Linked DNA regions of Homo sapiens: region 1 is linked to region 2. Evidence: chromatin loops called from intact Hi-C (ENCODE). Cell type or tissue: A673. All regions are shown on one strand.

Region 1 (5,000 bases), 1.0 Mb before region 2:
AGTGTCAAATGGCCTAAAGCTGCTCGAGCTCATAGAACCCTTGCGCTGCTAGTCAGGGTTTCATACATGAAAGAATTTCACCGTCTTCTCATTGAACTCCTAGACCACAAACCCCAGGTTTCTGAGTTCCCTTAATATAGCACCTAGTCTAGCGTCATACACAATTAAGCACTTACTGAGTGACTTAATTATTTTTAAGTTGAGTTTTTTTCTTCAGATAATTTTTACCTTGTAATGATTGAAATAATGATTCTATTTAATTGTTGTATACTGTATTACGAATAGGGAGTTACCAGTTAAACTTAGTTAAATTATTTGGTAAGTCTCAGTGTCACTGTTAAAGAAAGCTCTTTTGGTTTTTAAAAAAGGAAAACTAATTGATAGAATTGAACTATAACATTAAACCAAGTTGAAACTGTGAAGATAAATCAGGGAGTCATTTATTCTAGAAAATGCTCACCATATAGAGATACTCTCTTTTAGGTATTAAAGGCAAAGAAGGTCGCCAAGCAGCTAGGAATAGCGATTATTCTGTTCCAAAGTTTAAACACTTAAAGAAACTGCTGTTGGCTCATGGACATCTATATTATGTGAGAATAGCACACCTTGTACAGTACTTCTTCTATAAGGTATGTGATAAAATATATGTAATTTAATTTCTTTTTAATCCAGCATTGGCTCAGCTTGGTCATGGTTTTGTTCTTCCTTTTTTTTTTTTAATGCTGCTTTTGATATCTCATACTGAAATTTGCAGTCAACAAAGCAGAGGTGGTCTATTGGATGAATCAGAAACCAGAAATGCCTTTTGATGCAAAATTTTTGATAGGAATTTTTAAGCCCTCCTTATTGAAATGTAAATTAAATACAATAAAGTGTATTCATCAAAAGTGTACAGTTCCATGAGTTTTGCCAAATGTATACATCCATGTAACCATTACACCAATCAAAAAATAGAACATTTTGGCTTGGTAGTGGCTCATTCCTGTAATCCTAGTGCTTTTGGAGGCCAAGGCGGGAGGATCACTTGAGGTCAGGATTTTGAGACCAGCCTGGGCAATAATATGAGACCTTGTCTCTACAAAAATAAAAATTTTCTAAAATGAAATTTTTGCAGTCATTTCTAATTGTCTATAAGCATGTCAACCAAGAGAACCAGTGGTAACACTTTGATATGTGACCTTGCTGGTCTTTTGTCTGTACAAATTAACATATGTACTTTTTTTATACTTTTATACACTATACACTACATTGAGGTTTTTACAATTTTTTTGAGATATAATTTAACAAAATTCACCTTTTTTTAAAGAAAAATTTTCTTAAAGACAGAGTCTCACTCTGTTGCTCAGGCTGGAGTGCAGTGGCGCGATCTCGGCTCACTGTAGCCTCTGCCTCCTGGGTTCAAATGATGCTCATGCCTCAGCTTCCCGAGTAGCACATGCCACCACACCTGGCTGATTTTTGTGTTTTTAATAGAGACAGGGTTTCACCATGTTGGCCAGGCCGGCCTCAAACTCCTGACCTCAAGTGATCTGCCCCCCTCAGCCTCTCAAAGTGCTGGGATTACAAGCTTGAGCCACCATGCTTGGCCTAAAATTCACCATTTTAAAGTGTATAATTCAGTTACTTATAATGTGTTCACTATGATGTGCAACCATCATCATTGTCTAATTCTAAAACTTTTCTATCATTTCCAAAAGAAACCTTGTACGTATTGGTATAATACATATTGCTTTGCACTTTGCCTTTTTCACTTAATTTATGTTGTGAACATTTTTCTCACCCAATTTAATATTCTTCCAAAACATGATAATTGTGCAACATTGCAAATCCCCAATATTGGACACTGAAGTAGTTTCCTCAACAATACCTTGGTTTCCGTTTTATCACCAAGCATTAGCGTATACGTTAGACTGAGTCTGCATACTTGTTATTGTCTACCAGGGAATAGAATTTACCAAATTTCTTAATTAGATTCTAGTTTGTAGGTAGAGTATTTAGTGCATCTTCCAACTACTCAAATCATATAGTATTTAGTATATAATTCAAGTAGTTATGATATTTGAATTTCATACCCTATATTTTATAAGAGTTAAAGCTCAGCACCTGATTTTGTGTGTCAGTTGTCTATAGTCAACCCTAGGTCTTTCTTACTAACTTTATATTTAAAGAAAATACATATTTATAAAACTATGAACCCAGTTTCACAAATTTTCTAAGACCCTGGTAGCCAGTATCTGCTGGTAGCCAGGCCAAACACTGTGGAGGAGGAAAATGATGATAATGATGATGGTAACCCAATATGTGTAAGGTATTTTGTGAGTTCACAAAATCACTTTTTAAAAAATGTAATCCTCACAAACATCCTATGAGTCAAGTAGTAGTATCTCCATTTAAAATACATGGAAAGTAGAGCTCAGAGAGATGGTATAACTTGCCTTTGGCTTTCCATCCAGGAGGTGACAGAGCTAGATGTTCCACCATAGATTCATTTACTCCAAATCCAGGACTTTTTATGTGTCACAGTTAGGGTCTTTTGGGCCTTGCACCCAGTAACAGCAGCTCATGGAAATAAAGGGTTATTCTCTCTTGACCTTCACCTAGTAGGAGATCCCTTGAAGATTTGTCATACAGATCTGCCTAGTAATCTGAACCTATTTCAGAGGCTTATTTTGCCTCTTTTGAGTTTTGGCCTGCAATTTAAGCAACTGCCACCAGATGGAAGGAATGCTCTGTTAAGGAGAGCAAAACAAGCGTTAAAATGGCAAATGTTGACCAGTGGTTATTTATGTAGATGATATCCTCTGTCTTCGTTAGTATCTCTAGGCCCATTATCATCTTGGTTACTGACTCAGCAGTATTTCTTTTTTATTACTATCTTTTGTGCGAAGAGGATTTCTAAAATTTTCAACTCTATTTGGCTGAGCTGAGAAGTCTTTCCATCCTCTCGCCATTGCATCTTCAAATTGTTATTGCCCACTCCCGGAGTACTTCAGTGACAGGTCTTCCTGCCTTCTGTTTCTCCATTTAATCCTCCTTACATAATTCAACTAGATTAGTGTTTAAAGAATGCCACTTTTCAACTTGTCCCTTAGAACCTTTACTCTCCACCGTCTCAGCTTTAGTCTGGCTTTTAATGCACCCCACAGTGTGACCCTGTCTTACCATATAAGTTTAAAATATATACATTCTTGCCTTGGTTCCTGCCATCAACATGTCCTATTCATCTTTATTCATAGTTCGAGTTCTAAGTTGTTTATTCAATCGGTGAACAAATATATTTTAAATGTGTTACCATGTGCCAAGGCCTGTTTTAGGTGCTTGAGGATACACCATGGAATAAGACAGGCAGTGTCCCTTTTCTCATGAGACTTACATTCTGGTGGGTGAGGTAGATACCTGCTCTCCCTTCTCAATGGAGCATCCCCATGATCCCCACTGAGCTCTACCTGCTTCAACCTCAGAACACTTATTTTTTTCATAAACTGTGACTCTAGGAATACTATGGACTATATTTTGCATTGTACCAGAACTGATAATGTATAAATGAGTGTTGCTTTTCCAGGTGATGACCTTGGGAGCTCTGACTCATGCTGCAGGGGCAATTCAAAACCTGTTGAGCTCATTTCTTTAGAAACATCCTCCAGAGCCAGTAGTACATTGATCGAAATATCCTCAGCTGTGGTAGATGTTCATCTTTTGAGGTTGCATTTGATTTTTAAAAACAGTCTCAAGTCTCCTAGAGCTAATTCTGGAGAAATTAGCTGACAGAAGGGAGGAGACTGGTTTTCTGGCATGACTGGAAAGTGGGCTCTTGAAGGGGCTTCTTGAAGAGAAGTTCAGAGACATCATGACCAAGTAACAGTAAAAAAGCTCACAGCCTGCTTTGAAGGATAGCACTTATTTGAAAATTCTCGTGCTGGTAGTTTTGCTTAAAGACATTACTTTCAGTATTTTATAATCACACTTAGTAGCTTTTACTACCTTATGAATTCCCAGCTTGTGTTTCTTTTCTGCTTGTCTTTTTAGTATTTCTCAAATTAAATAATAAGTCCCTTAGGACAGTGGTCCCCAACCTTTTTGGCACCAGAGACCTCGGGCCCTAATGCTCACTTGCCTGCCACTCACCTCCTGCTGTGCAGCCTCGGGGGAGGGGCGGGGGAGCCCTGACTTAGGAAAAAGAAGTTGACTCTTTTTTTGTTATCATCTGTGTGCCACCTTTGTGTGTAGTAGATGCTCAGTAATGATATGTTGATTGTTTGATGAGGTAGTAATAAAGGCATTAAAGCGTTAGTTGATATTGTTAGTGTCAACATAATCTATAATAATTTCCCAACTATTTATTGGCATTAATTGACTTTAAATGTACACTTACAGCATTGTCAGTCTACTATATGATTTGCAAATCTAATTGGTGTTAAAGATACAGTATCATTAGGTGTTCATATTGGAGGAGCTCATTTATTTCCTGGAAGAAGGACAGCAACAGATTCTCATAAAGTAAATAAGATCCTCTTCTGCCTTGATAGGGCAAAAGTTGGCCTTAATATGAATTAATCATTGTTTTAGTTGTTTCCTTATGTCTGTGGAATAGAGGTTTATTGCATTCTGACATTAGAAGGATTTAGGAATAATTATAAACTATTTGGAATATAGTTTCCCATTTTAGTTTAGCAAGTTGATTAAGTGAAAATGTTAATCCTTGTCTTAATTTTTTTTTTTCAGAACCTTTGTTTCATTTTGCCACAGTTTTTGTACCAGTTCTTCTGTGGATTCTCACAACAGGTTTGTTTCTCAAGTTATTCGTTATAATATAGTTTACATTTGCTGTTAATAAATTACCCTTATATATTAGATTTCTAGAGATTAGAGATGTATGTACAAAGTAAAATGATCTCTTGGTTTTGACAACAGCAAATGTTTATGTCTTTGCTTTTCTAGTTTTCTTATTGTTACCTTCATTTTGAAATGCTTTTGGTACATCCTGTTGGAGTTGTGATAAC
Region 2 (5,000 bases):
CTTACTTCTGACAGTTTTTGTAATCAAAACTCTTTTTTTGCTGAAAAGCAAAAAGAGCTGGGGGACCAGAAAGCTTCAGGGTAGGCTGCAGGAGCCAAGCAGTTTAAGGAGGGGACACATGGTATGCCAAGGGCCTTGCATTTCCTGTGTGAGAGGAGCCAGATTGGACTCATCTCAACCACTAGCTAGTGGTCACTGAGAAGAGAGGGTCGAAGATCCAGAGCAGAGATGAGTGGAGAGCTGCAATGCCAAGCATGAGGACCTAGGAACTTGCTGTGTTTTTCTTGTCAGTTTCAGTGGTCCGGTTGCTGAGGTCTTGGCTGTTGATTGCTCTAGCTGGGATGTGTCTGGAAAAGACCATGCATAGAAATGTACGGTCCTTGCTTTGAGAAGGTAACATTCTGGGACTAAAACCTGGGTGCAAGGGAAGTGCACTGAGCATCAGGAGACATGCTGTGTGAACACATGACAGGTCCTTTTCTCTTCCCCAGAGTACATTCCCCCGGTATGTACATTGAGGGAGGAGGAGAGGACTAGGTTCCCTGAGCTCAGATGGGAGGAAGAAGTGTAGTAGTAGGGACATTTAGGGATCACTCTGGCTTCCCCTGCATTTGTTTCTCCCCTTCCAACTTGACTTTGAGGAGCAGACACAGCTTCCTTATTCCCGCCTAGTAAAAGTTAACTTGCCACAGATTTAGAGCTGAATTTCAGTACTGCATGTGCTAGTTCAGCACAGTGACTAACAGTACAGTCCCTGAAGTACAATTGACCTGAGTTCAATTCCTACCCTTACTACTTTTTTGATGTGCAGCTCTGGGCAACTCAATTATCCTTGATTTTCGTTTTGTCAGACATGGATGTAATAATACTACCAATTCACAGGGTTGCTAAAGGAACTGAAGTAGATCATCCATGTAAAGCAGCTGTCACAGAATCTGGTGTATAGTAGGTTCTCAGTAAACTTTCCTCATTTTCTATTCCTTTCTGCCTTCCTGATGGTCCCACATCTCCTTGCCTGTCCCTCATTGTAGCACTCAGTATATTGTCTTCCTTATTCGTCTAAACAATTCAAGGTCAGAGATCCTGTGTTGGGCATTTTTTGGTGTCTTCCTTCCTGTGCTCCGTTGCCATGTCTCATATACTGCCAGCTCACTATTGGTTCACACACATTTCTAGGCACAGAAAAAAAAATTCACAGAGAAAAAAAATTCACAGAGCAGCTAGCTCTTCCTTCAGGCCTTTGACTGACATTTTAAGGATGGCAGAAAACACAGCAAAATAGTTGTTTTTAGAGTTTCTTGGAAATTCACAGAGGTTCCATGCTGGATTTGAATTCACCTCTAAATGTCTATTCAGCACCAAGTTCAGAAAATTGCAAGCCACTTGGGAGAATATGCCAAGTGGCATGCAGAAAATTGCATGCCACTTGGAATTCAGCGACATACACTATAGGTGATGCTCAAAGGGTGGGGAGGTGGGAAAGGGGTGAGGTTGGCAGGGAAAACCCTGAGGCAGTAGTGATCAATGCACATGATATGTAATGTGACCAAGAGTCAAACCAGGATGCTAGGTATGTTCCTCAGGCAGCATGGGATTAGGTACCAAGCCAGTAAATGGCATACTAGGTGCACAGACAGGGTTGTTTCTCATCGCACCCATCCCCTGCCTCTGTGTACCTTTTGCTCAACTCCTTCGATGTGGCTCCAGTATAGGTCCCTTGTCACTATGCACCATTACACTTCAGGAAAAGAAGCCTTACTGCAGCTTGTGGTGCCCAAGGAAGGCTTCACAGATAACAGAGGTATAATTCAGCTTGGAAGTAGGTAAAGGACTGGAATTAGATCAAGAGAAAGAAGGAGGGTGTTCCAGATGGAGTATATAGTGGACATCACCTGGAGCCAGAAATATGGATGGCATGTTGGGGAAGGAGGATTAGGAGGAGGGACAGAACTGTGAGTTCAACAGGATGACTGGAGTGGGAAATTTACACCCCAGACTGACAATGTAATGTACAATTGTCCCCCAGGCAGCCTGGTATTCCTGAAGGCTGCGGTCTGACAAAGGGCTGGGGTAGGGGAATTGCAATTAGCTAAGAGCAAATGGTTATTTCTAAAAGCATTTCTAGGGCTCCCCATTTCAGTTAGAAACATATGGCACTGGCAAGGGTCCTTGCTTTATTTGGGCCCGTTGCTTAGCCTTCCCTGGCCACAAATTGCTATGGAAAAAAGCAGAAAGGCAGCTGTCCTGCCTGAAGGAGCAATCATTAGCTAATGCTGCCATCTCCAGGAGCCTGCCTGCTAATAGCCAGCACACAGCAGTCCTGCTTCAAACTGGCTGCCCAGGCAGACTCCTCCCACCCCCACCGCAGTTCCCAGTGACTAGTTTGGCTTCTCCAGCCTGAAATTTGACTGGACAGCTGGAGAGAGGGAGAAACTGCCCAGGGCTTCTGGAATCCTTGACTGCCAGCTGCCTTCTCTTTTCTCTGGTTTGACAGGAATTGTAGCAAAGGTTTTCATCTGGAGGATGAGAAACTCCTTTTGTTAGTTTGCTAGAGCTGCCATAACAAAATACGGGGTGACTTAAACAACACTAACTTATTTTCTCACAGTTCTGGAGGCTAGAAGTCCAAGTTCAAGGTTTGGTTTCTTCTGAGGCCTCTCTCCTTGGCTTACAGATGGACACCTTTTCCTTGTGTTCTCAGACAGACGTTTCTTTGTGCATGCATCCCTGGTGTCTCTTTGTATGTCCTAATATCTTCTTCTTATAAGGACACCAATCAGATTGAAGTAGAGCCCATCCTAACAGCCTCATTTTAACTTAATCACCTCTATAAAGACCTTATCTCCAAATATAGTCACATTGTGAGGTATTGGGGGTATTTCAACCTATGAATTTTGTGAGGACACAATTCAATCCATAACACACTGCATACAGTTATCAGAGAGCCCTGATTCTTTTCCTCTCTGAACCTTTGTCTCCCCATCATTACAATAATGGGTTAGAGCAAGAAGCTTGGAGTTCTTGTCAAACAACAAGTTTTGCAGAAAAGAAATGCAAGTTTGTGATGACTTGCTAATGAATGGTGTTTCACAGTTCAGGGTGATTTCTTATTCTGAGAATAAACTAATGTAATTTCATTATAGAGTTTGAACTTGCTATATATTTTCATGTATTTGTTATTTAATAACCATGTTTATTGCCTTATGCAGGCCACATACTAGGCTAAATGTGAGAAAGAAAAAGCTGAATGCATTAGATCATATTTTTGAATTAGTTCTTATTATAAGTTTAGACATGTATTCCACAAGAAATTGTTGGACCTTGAAGTGTAAAAATCAAAACCAATATTGAGTTTATAACCATTCCTCTAACTATTAACAATTGGTTTGTAAGTATAGACTTTGATTAACTTAATTCCCTATAGAGAATTCTCTGGTTGGTTTATTGATTGATTGATTCCTGAATTCCAATAGTATTTTTAATATCCACAATGTGCAAGGCATGGAGTTAGGTGCTAGGGATATGGTGGTGAGTGAAACCAGGAAGATTACTGCCCTCATAAAACTTACTGTCTAGATTGAATCTGAGGCTACTTGTTTATTTCATGAAATGTGATGAGTGTATAGTAAAAGATATGTTGGAGGCTTCTAAGATCACCCCCAGGTTTGATGATTCACTCTGGAACTTGTTGGGCTCAGCACATAGTCATGCTCCTGGCTAAGATTTATTACAGCAATAGGACACACAGCAAAATTAACAAAGGGGAAAGGTGCATGGAGAGAAGTCTGGAGGAAACTACACACAGACTTCCAAGAGTCCGCTCCCAGTGCAATCACACAGGACGTGCTTATTTTCCCCAGCAACAAGTATGACAGCACACATGAAATATTGTCTACCAGAGAAGCTCATTAGAGAATCAGTGCCTACGGTTTTTGCTGGGGACTGATCACATAGGCATCTTCTGCCTGGGATGTACCAAAATTCTAGATGCCCAGAAGGGAAACAGGTAGGGGTTTGGCATAAACCACATTGTTTGTGCAAAACTATTTAAACATAGTGAGGCACTTTTACCATTTAGCAAGTTTTGTATCAGTGTAAAGAACTTTTGCCAGCCAAGTTCCCAGACACCAGCCAAGGGCCAAATGTTGAAGCAGTCCTTTCTAAGGACAGAAGTCTCAGGTCCTGAGACTGGTGAAGTAATGTGAGTGGGGCTAGTATTCTGGAAATTAAGATTCCCAATGGCAGCAGCAAAAGATGCAAAAGCCTAGTGGGAGAGAGAGCCTGACTTACTCATGAAGCTGAAAGTAGTTTGGTATGCCCAAGAGAAGGTGAGGGAGTCAAGGTAATCAAATGGACACTCTTTGTGATACTCATATCCATTTATTTTTTCAAAAAATGTGCATTGGGTGTTATATAAGGAACTGAGGACATAACAGGGAATCAAACAAATATTCATGTCCTTATGGAGCCTCCATTTTAGTGCACTTTATATGCATACACTGAATTATGTCACATCCATTTTACTGGAAATTCTCCAGTCTCGAGCAAAACATCAACATTTACATATATTTCGCACACTCCTTGATAAGAAGAAACACAAGAAGATGCCTTCTACTCAAAATTCCAGTTAAGACTGTGTATTAGTAACCTGTGTGTATTAAATGCTGATAAAGTTGATTCTACTTGGAAACTATTTGTTACCACTATGATCAGAGGCCTTGGCATTTTGTCAGTTGTGAGTCCCATGATCAGAAACCCATTTATGTGCTGGTAGTGTGATTTTTTTGTTGTTGTTGATAACCATAATGAAGAACAACCTGTTAGCTATTTAGAGAGCAGTAAGACACAACCAGTTCAGTAAAGAGATCAATCAGCTTTATTCAAACAAAAGAGCATCATTAGAAGCCTAGCATCAGATCAATTTTGATTAAGTCAACAAGAATGCTGCCATTTAGTAGACTAGAACTATTCTTGTTAACTGTCAAGTGTAGTCAGCCAGG

Evidence for each region. Peaks named below come from ENCODE experiments on the same cell type or tissue, not always from the same donor. Only the 100,000 strongest peaks of a DNase experiment are listed, where the experiment ranks them.
Region 1: a loop joins it to region 2, with 7 times the contacts of the local background. A loop is called at or near these places in 1 of 110 quality-filtered maps.

What each region holds. Positions count from the first base shown.
Region 1 is chrX:139,757,590-139,762,589 of GRCh38, reverse strand. ATP11C (ATPase phospholipid transporting 11C (ATP11C blood group)) reads left to right here. Exons shown (of 30, transcript NM_001353812.2): 22 at 484-629; 23 at 4,723-4,782. Among named protein-coding and RNA genes, the nearest start is that of MCF2, 52 kb to the right of the region's middle. In A673, a CTCF peak has its summit at 2,697 (motif pointing right); a DNase peak (open chromatin) is centred at 2,719; H3K27ac peaks cover 1,287 bases.
Region 2 is chrX:138,753,737-138,758,736 of GRCh38, reverse strand. It overlaps a transcript of FGF13 not described here. Among named protein-coding and RNA genes, the nearest start is that of FGF13-AS1, 44 kb to the right of the region's middle. In A673, a CTCF peak has its summit at 2,288 (motif pointing left); a DNase peak (open chromatin) is centred at 2,286.